Regions from separate parts of the Homo sapiens genome. Here region 2 is linked to region 1. Evidence: chromatin loops called from intact Hi-C (ENCODE). Cell type or tissue: adrenal gland. All regions are shown on one strand. Each heading gives the region's core, and the rest is flanking DNA. Links, peaks and the distances in the headings are about the cores only.

What was found. Hi-C counts contacts between places; a loop is a spot of excess contacts. Peaks named below come from ENCODE experiments on the same cell type or tissue, not always from the same donor. Only the 100,000 strongest peaks of a DNase experiment are listed, where the experiment ranks them.
Region 2: a loop joins it to region 1, with 2.1 times the contacts of the local background. A loop is called at or near these places in 56 of 110 quality-filtered maps.

What each region holds. Positions count from the first base shown.
Region 1 is chr20:6,075,694-6,080,091 of GRCh38, reverse strand. FERMT1 (FERM domain containing kindlin 1) reads left to right here. Exons shown (of 15, transcript NM_017671.5): 14 at 515-656; 15 at 2,746-4,398. The coding sequence ends at 2,919. Among named protein-coding and RNA genes, the nearest start is that of LRRN4, 24 kb to the right of the region's middle. In adrenal gland, for the core only: a CTCF peak has its summit at 2,560 (motif pointing right); DNase peaks (open chromatin) are centred at 2,581 and 3,876; H3K27ac peaks cover 956 bases.
Region 2 is chr20:6,013,170-6,017,567 of GRCh38, reverse strand. It overlaps CRLS1 (cardiolipin synthase 1), which reads right to left. Exons shown (of 7, transcript NM_019095.6): 3 at 2,078-2,207. Among named protein-coding and RNA genes, the nearest start is that of CRLS1, 9.2 kb to the right of the region's middle. In adrenal gland, for the core only: no CTCF peak of the experiment used is centred there; no DNase peak of the experiment used is centred there.

The DNA of each region.
Region 1 (4,398 bases), core at 185-4,184:
TCCTCATGCATATCCATTTTTTGATCAAATGTCACCTTTTCACTGACCTCCCTGTTTCAAACTGTAACCACCTTATTACCAGTATTCCCTGTAGCCCTTCCAACTTTATTTTCCTTCATCTTATCTGGCATATGTACCTCATACTTATGATCTTCTCCCTCCCACAGTCAGAAATTTTCCATCCGTTTAGTTTACTACTATATCTCCCATGCCTAGAAGGGTGCCCAACACAGAGTCAGTAATCATTTTGAATGAATTTATTTGATTCCATCTTATTTTTCTTCTCTCTGATGTCAGTTTTACTTAAAGACCATCTGCAGGATAGCCTTCATTCTTTTTTCACGCTGTCTATATCCCAATAAAAATGCCCCCCTGCAGAAAGTTAATTCTTCATTGTCCATTCCTCTGAAATGATTCAGAAATACTGGTAGTATTTTTAAGAAGTTATATGTGAGTGAACATTGTATTATAGGAAGCAGTTGCTTCTCTTAACTAATATTATGATTCTTTTCAGATTTAAAGGAAGCAAAAAAGATGACATTCTGGGAGTTTCATATAACAGGTTGATTAAAATTGATGCAGCCACCGGGATTCCAGTGACAACATGGAGATTCACAAATATCAAACAGTGGAATGTAAACTGGGAAACCCGGCAGGTAAAGTGAAAGTTTTTGCTCTTCAGTGTTGAGCCTATAAATGTGTGTCCCTCAGAATTGCAGATTATTCTGAGTTTTAAAAGGTGTTCTTCTATTTAGACCTAAGAAACCACAAGCATATGGTAACTGTCTGTCTGCTAAAATCATCATATGCAATTCTGGGCAGCTTCCTAACAGGCACAGGCCAAATGCTCTTGCATTAGCACTGCAAGTTGGCTTAGTCTCCATGCAGACTTTCAATACAGACAGGTTCTGAAATCGCTGAGCAGTTTCATTAATTTTCATTGACTCAGCATAGGATTATACAGGATTTAGCTTGATACTTACTTATGAGAAACTACTGGAGATGTAACTGCTATGCAAAATAAATCCAAAAAAAGCCTCATCTGACTGGCTGCCAAGAAACCCGATGGAGGACTGGAAGATTCAGTTGCTCACCTGGAGAGCATTCCAGGCCCAAAAGGGAAAAACTGCTGAAGAAGAAAGTGAGGTCCATAGTGATGACTGAGAAAAGCTTCACCTCTTAAAACCAGGAGCCCTCAAACCCCTAGCCTATGTTACAGCCTCCCATCATCTCCCATCCTAGGAGCTAAGTTCAGGCCAAGCCTGTATCATGGAAAATTCCAGATGAAGTTAGAGGCAGCTTAGCATCCTGCCGCTAATTTAAAACATTCTGCCCAGTGCTTTGGGAGGCCGAGGTGGGAAGGATCACTTGAGGCTGGGAGTTCGAGACCAGCCTGGGCAACATAATGAGACCCTGTCTCCACAGAAAATTAAAAAAAAAAAAAACAAAAAAAAAAAACGCTGAACTAGCCAGGTGTGATGGTGTGCACCTGTAGTTTCAGCTACTCAGCCAGGGATGATCAGTTGAGGTTCGAGGTTACAGTGAGCAGTGACTGTGCCACTGCACTCCAGCCTGGGTAACAAAGCAAGACCCTGTTTCATTCATTCTTGAATTAATTAAAACATTCAGATGTTGCTGATACAGACTCAATCTTCCCTCATTCCTTTGGCATTCTCATTTTCCAATAGAAAGTCACTGACGTAGAGGGATGGTAAGAGACCCACACATTTGTTAAGAACCCTGACTTCCTCTCAGCAGTGTTGATAATCATCTGGGTGCTTATTTGTAAAATCAAGTTCAGAGATTAGATGACCTCTAAGGCGGTAGCTCTAAAGCCTTGATGCGTATTAGGATCACCTGGGGAGCTTTAAAACACCACTGCCTAGACCACACCCAAGGCCAGTTAAATCTGAATCTCTGGGAGGAGGAACGAACCATTAGTAATTTTTAAAGGTCCACAAGTGATTTCAATGGGCAGCCAAGGTTGTGAACCAGCAAAGTCTCTAAGTCTTTCTTCTAGTGCTTAGAGTTTATGACTTGCAGCTAGGAAAGGGTTCCGGGCAGTGGCTGTAGGAAAATTCAGGCAGACTTTTATTCATTAAAGAGCCTGCAGGCCGGGTGCAGTGGCTCACGCCTATAATCCCAACACTTTGGGGGTCCGAGGCATGGATCACTTGAGGTCAGGCGTTCAAGACCAGCCTGGCCAACATGGTGAAACCCCCGTCTCTACTGAAAATACAAAAATTAGCCAGGTGTGGTGGCACACACCTGTAATCCCAACTACTTGGGAGGCTGAGGCATGAGAATCGCTTGAACCTGGGAGGCAGAGGTTGCAGTGGCCCGAGATCGTGCCACTGTACCCCAGCCTGGGTGACAGAGAGAGACTCCATCTCAAAAAAAAAATAAAAATAAAAATAAAGTGCCTGCGAAGCACCCTGCCCCTCAACACAGGGAGACAGAGAGTGCTTGGGCAAAATCCTTGTATCTAAACTGTAGACAGAAAATGTGTTGGGAGTTTTTTTAACCAGACGTGCAGCAAAGTCGACACCACCAGAGGGCGCAAAGAGAGCAAAGATGTTTTCTGGAAGCGTTTAATGGAAGTGATGGTTTTCTGTGTGTTTTAGAGGGATATCCATCTGTTATCCACCTCAGCAGCCCTCAGCTCCAGGGGCCAGTCCAGCAAAGCACTTTTTTTTTCATCATTCCTTGTCAGAGTTTAAGCTTCTCTGTGCCTTCCTCTTCCAGGTGGTCATCGAGTTTGACCAAAACGTCTTTACTGCTTTCACCTGCCTGAGTGCAGATTGCAAGATTGTGCACGAGTACATTGGCGGCTACATTTTCTTGTCCACCCGCTCCAAGGACCAGAATGAAACACTCGATGAGGACTTGTTCCACAAATTGACCGGCGGTCAGGATTGAAACAAGCACGCGTGCTCGGCTCACACCAACAAGGCAAGCCAAAGGCGCCCCTCCCCAGAGGGATCCCTAACGTGCCCAGCATGTAGATTCTGGACTAACAGACAACATACATTCACCGCTGGTCACCCAGATCCTCATTCAAACCCACTGCTGGCACATCCCTTTCCTTACTTTGCCCTGTGCTACCAGCCACGGAAGGAGCCTCTCTTGTTTTTTCTATAAAATGGGTAGGCAGGAGAAAAGCAGGTGCCCTAAGATTGCTCTAAGGCCCAGCATGTGGTTACAGTTCTCTGACTTGCAGAACCTGCCAGGTGTATGGCTACAAGTTATCCTCGTGCTGATCTGTCTCATTACTAAGTCAATGGAGAAGACAGAAAGGTAAAAATCACGTGTAGCAAGAACAACTCTTATTTCACAAACTCAGGTATGAAACGAAACGCCTGTCCTTCATGGAACTGCTTTTAGCTCCTGTCTTTTCAAAATGGCAGAGGGAGTTCCTACACACACTTTTTCCCTGGAGGCCAAGGTCTAGGGGTAGAAAGGGGAGGGGTGGGGCTACCAGGTAGCAGTTGACAACCCAAGGTCAGAGGAGTGGCCCTCAGTGTCATCTGTCCACAGTGATACCTGCCAAGATGACCACTGACCCACATCTGGTCTTAGTCATTGGTCTCCTCAGATTTCTGGGGCCACCTGCAAGCCCCATTCCATTCCTACAGATCTCTCAGCCACCTGTAAGTCCTTTGTGAAGATGTGGGTGACACAGGGGGACAGGAAAACCCATTTCTCAACCCAGATCCATGTCTCCACTGCTTCTACTCTGGGTTGGGATTCAGGAAGACAGGCACAGTCCTCTCTGTTCATAGAAACACCTGCCAGTGTCAAGGATTCCAGTCAGGTGTCTATCCCAACTGGTCAGGGAGAGAAGGGCAGACCCATTCTCAAAGACCACCATGTCCAAGGTCTGACAGCTCCCCACTGGCTGCCCCCACAGGGGCTTTAGGCTGGTCTGGGTCATGGGGAAGCGTCCCTCTTATCGCTGGTCTGTGTTCTCCTGGATTTGGTATCTATGTTGGTACGACTCCTGGCCTTTTATCTAAAGGACTTTGGCTTTTGTAAATCACAAGCCAATAATAGACTTTTTTCTCCCCCTCTGTTTTTTGCTGTGTCATCTCTGCCTTGAGACTGCCTTGAGACAGTGCTTGCCTTGAGAGAGTGAGCCAATTAACAGCTGCCTGAATTGTCATTTTCCATTTTGGTTTGTTAGAGGTGGGAGGGGTGGGTTTTGAGAAGGTCAAAAGCAATACCAGAAGTAAAGGGAAATATCAGACAATATTTTATTATTTTTTCATAGATGTTCTGCCACACAAAGAACTTGGGGTGTAAGGATAAGGCAAAAGCTCCAATCCCATTTTTCAGTTCTCCTAGGATGCACCCCTCAGGGAGCCTGGCCAGAGTTCCGAGGCCCGTGAGCGTCAGCTG
Region 2 (4,398 bases), core at 92-4,091, 62 kb after region 1:
AGCAATAAGAAGAATGCCACTGATGCAAAGACAGACAAACAATGGGGAAGAAAACAACTTAGAAATTACCTTGCACTGAGTCTGAAAAATACAAATTTTTCTATAAAAAGTGCTAGGATAACTGGGTAGCCATATAAGCATTAGAAAATGAATTAAGAGAGATAACTTTTTAAAGAAAACATCAATTAGGAATCACATTTTCTTAAAATCCTAAAAGCTTTCCAATACTAAACACAATCCCATGTAAAGGAAAAGGTATCCAAATGATAAGAGACTGTTCCGTAGCAAGTTGGAATCTCCAAGTCTATGGAAGAGGGTCTTCACAATTCTGAATTAAAATCATCTGCAGTTTAAAAATTATGCCTCCAGCCTGGGCAACGTGGTAAAACCCTATATCTACAAAAAGTACAAATATTAGCCAGGCGTGGTGATGCACATGGTGGTAGGTTCTTGGGAGGCTGAGGTCAGAGGACTGCTTGAGCTGGGAGGTTAAGGCTGCAATGAGCTGAGATTGCACCACTGCACTCCAGCCTGGGTCACAGAGTGAGACCCTGTCTCAAAAAGAAAAAGAAAAGAAAAAAAGATAAAAGATAAAAAAAAGTGATGCCTACTTCAACTGTCAATCATGTATGGAAGACAAAATAGAGACACTGAGATGTCTAAGACCTCTAAAAATCTGGCTGCCACACTCCATCCTTCTACAGAAAACAACTGGAGAAAAGGAGTAACTTAAAGCAAAGGAAGACATGGGAGCCTGGAAAAACAGACTCAACACAGAAGAAAGAAAATGGAAACTCTAAGATTGCCAGTGAAGGGAAGTCTCAGCTTGGAAAGCAACCTACACCAATCATATAAGTAAAACTCACAGCAACATTACCCATAATTCCAAAAAACCTGGAAACAATTTCTATGTTCAATAGCAAAATGACTGGCCAACCTTTGTAAAATACTACATCAAAATACAATGTAACTTTGAAAAAATGGCAGGGGCCAAGCAAGGTGATTCAAGCCAATAGTCCCATCACTTTGGGAGGCCGAGGTGGGAGGATCACTTGATCCCAGAAGTTCGAGACCAGCCTAGGCAAGAAAACTCACACACACACACACACACACCCCCATTCCCCAATCACATACACACCTCAATTCTAACTTTCAAAGAAGCACATAAAAGTAAACATTAGTCCAATTTATTTTTTATTTTGGTACGAGAACTTAAAAGACTAAAAATCAGAAAGAAAAATAATTTCCAGTTGGGGGAGACTAGACTGAAATGCCACTATACTTCTTTCTACCAAGTGTCAATAATAACATGATACCGAGGGACCATGTGGCAGCTTCTTTGTTCTCAGATACAATTTCTTTCTTTCTTCCTTTTTTTTCCCTTTTCCTAAACCTCAAAAATGCAAACTCTTAGACTGACAGTGAAGGGAAGTCCCAGTGTGATCAGATATGATTCCTAGCTCTTGGGAAAAAAACAGTTTAACTTGGTCTGAGGGAGAAAAACTGAGAAATACGACTGAAGAAGAAAATGAACAATCAGAAAAGCACATGCAAAATACAAAGCAAAAAAATCATGAAATCTTATCAGAAAAAGTATTCATATAATGTACAAACTATATATATGATTTAAAAATTGCATAATAGGGTCTACATAATGTGAAATTTTATAGACATCTTCAGAATTTCAGAGTTCTCACTTATGATTAAACGATATTAATAAAGATAATAAACGTAGGAAAACTAAATTGCTTTTGAAAAGCTAGGCACTAAAAATACATAATGTATCACCAAAAAATTTCAGAGTAATATGAATTGGCACTGTGAAATATTTATTCAATTTTAATTTTAAACAATCTTACTAGGAAAGCAACTGATTTTACTAGTAAAACAAGGACATAAATTCTAAAATCCACAAGTAGTTTGACAAAACAGTTCAACAGTTTAAAATTAGGGAAACAGTTTAAAGTTGAAAACTATATTTTTGGAACAAAAATTATTTGTCTCTCAAGAGAAATCCTAAGCTGACTAATGTCATTCTTCCCTGTGCTATTCAAAAGTACGCATGACGCGTTCTTACCTGGAATAAGATCTGCATAGGTCAAGCTAACATATAAGATACTGATAAGTATTTTATCAGCAAGTGGATCAAGAGCACTTCCCAAAGCTGATCTTTGATTGGCCCAGTTTCGAGCAATAAATCCATCCAACTGAAAATAGAAGTTTTTTTTTATATATATAAATGTCATAACAGGAACAAAGCAGATATTCTGAAGCTTAAGATATACCAGAATAACAATTATACTCTCATAAAATGTTAACAAAATGTCTTCTGTTTCTTACCCCCAAACATTCTCATTCTTTTGCTGGTATACATTTCGCTTTTAAATTAGCAACTGGTCTTAAAATAAATGCACATTTATTTTCTTTCCCCCTCAAGTCCTTCTGGTTATTTCTCGGTATTTTCACAAGGCCCCTTTGTGGGATGAACCCAAATACACATTTAGAGATACGGTTAGTGATGTATTTACAGCTATAAAGAACCCAAAGAAAACTCAAAGAAAGCATGAACGGCAGAGCCTGGACTAGGATAATATAATCCAACTCTGTTAAAACTTACCATTTTTCTGTTTTTCAACTCATTTTGCTCAATACCACTGTTTATTCCATACTCTGACTGTATCTGCATTACCTACATTTGAATAGAAAACTCAATCCTCTCTACCTGGCCTAGTTAAAATTCTGATACTTAAATTATTTATTTTTATATTATTGTGATTAAAAATAAACCATTTAAAGCATAAGTCACATCTAGTTGCTAGTGGGCCAAATGGAGCCTGTAAGCTGGTTCTGTTTGACCTATCAGAGCTTTTAAAAACTGTAATTAGTTATCAACATGTAAGTATTCAATTCTTCCCATAAAAACCCAGGTCTCCATCCTAACTTGAGAAGGGAGCGGTCTGGCCACTCTGGGGCCACAAAATGGACTGAAATCAAGTACTGTCTATTCACATTAAACAAGGCAGATATTTTCTGGTTTATCCAAGTCCCTTCCTGGCTTTTACTCATTTAACTTCAAGTTTCAACAAATGTTTGAGTTCTCTAATACTATTTCTAAGGGGAAAAAAGATTAATTTAGACGCAATTAATCATGGTTCATTTTAAAGAACAAGTAAGTTGTCCATATCTCAAGTATTCCAATGAGTTAGAGGAGACAGCGGTAGTCCAGGACCGTGGTAAAAAAAAATGTGGTCTTTGTAGCAGAACAGAAGCTGTTCAAGTCCTGGCTCTGCCACTTAGTAGCTGTGTGATCTTGGATAAGTTATTTGGCCTGACTAAGCCTTAGTTTCCTCATCTGTAAAACAGAGATAAATTACCTACCTCAAAGGGGTGGTTGTCTTCAGCACACAATGTGATTAATACTTGTTCAGCACTCAGCACTTAGTAAATCCTCAAAAAAAGCAGTTACTAGCTATTGCTATTGCAACTGAAAAAATCTATTTCCTTCTTAAGCATACGAACAGAAAAGTACCTAGCCTGGGGAGCTGGGACCTTGGAAGATCAGGTTTAGTTCAGTTTCTGACCTCAGGGAACTTAACCTTTCACTTTTTCGCCATCATCACCCTCTCATCTTCACTATTCCTCTAATCCACACTAGATTCCAAGGTCATCAACATCATTCCTTTATAAACATCTGTAACTCCCCTTCACTCCACTCTCCTTCAACACTGCTTAAAAGCAACTCTCCATGTACTCTGGGCCTGCACCTAAGAGCTGAATAGTGCTTAAGGAAAACACACAAATGGGAAGACTGGTCTCACTTCAAACTGATGACCACAAATCTCCCATGGGCACCCAATACTGCCTAGCAATCCCACACTTGTTTACCATATTTACCCTCTCTTTTCACACTGTCTCTTCCACACTGTCTCTGCTCTCACCTCAGACCTAACTCCATCCCTCTCGCTCATGGTCATGTCTGTATTTTCCTTAAGGAAAAAGAAAACCGTAGTCAGCCCATCCTCATATTCCCATCATCAAATCCCCCACCTACCTGCATCCATTCATTCTCTCTGCCTTCCTTCATCCGTTCCCATGCCCTCTCACCTTCTGTGACCTGCCTCCCTTCTTCCCCATCTCCCCTTGCATCATCCATCTCTCCCTTTCATTTAATCTTTCTACCTGATCATTTAATTAATCAGTTAACTAACAACAAAAATTCACTGGGCACAGTGGCACACCTATAGTCCCAGCTACTTGGAAGGCTGAGGTGGGAGGATCGTTTGAAGCCAGGAGTTCAAGGCCAACCTGGGCAACACGAGATTTATCTCAAAAAAAAAAAAAAAAAGGCCAAACAAAAATTCCCCAGTATATACATATACTCCAGCATATATTTTTATA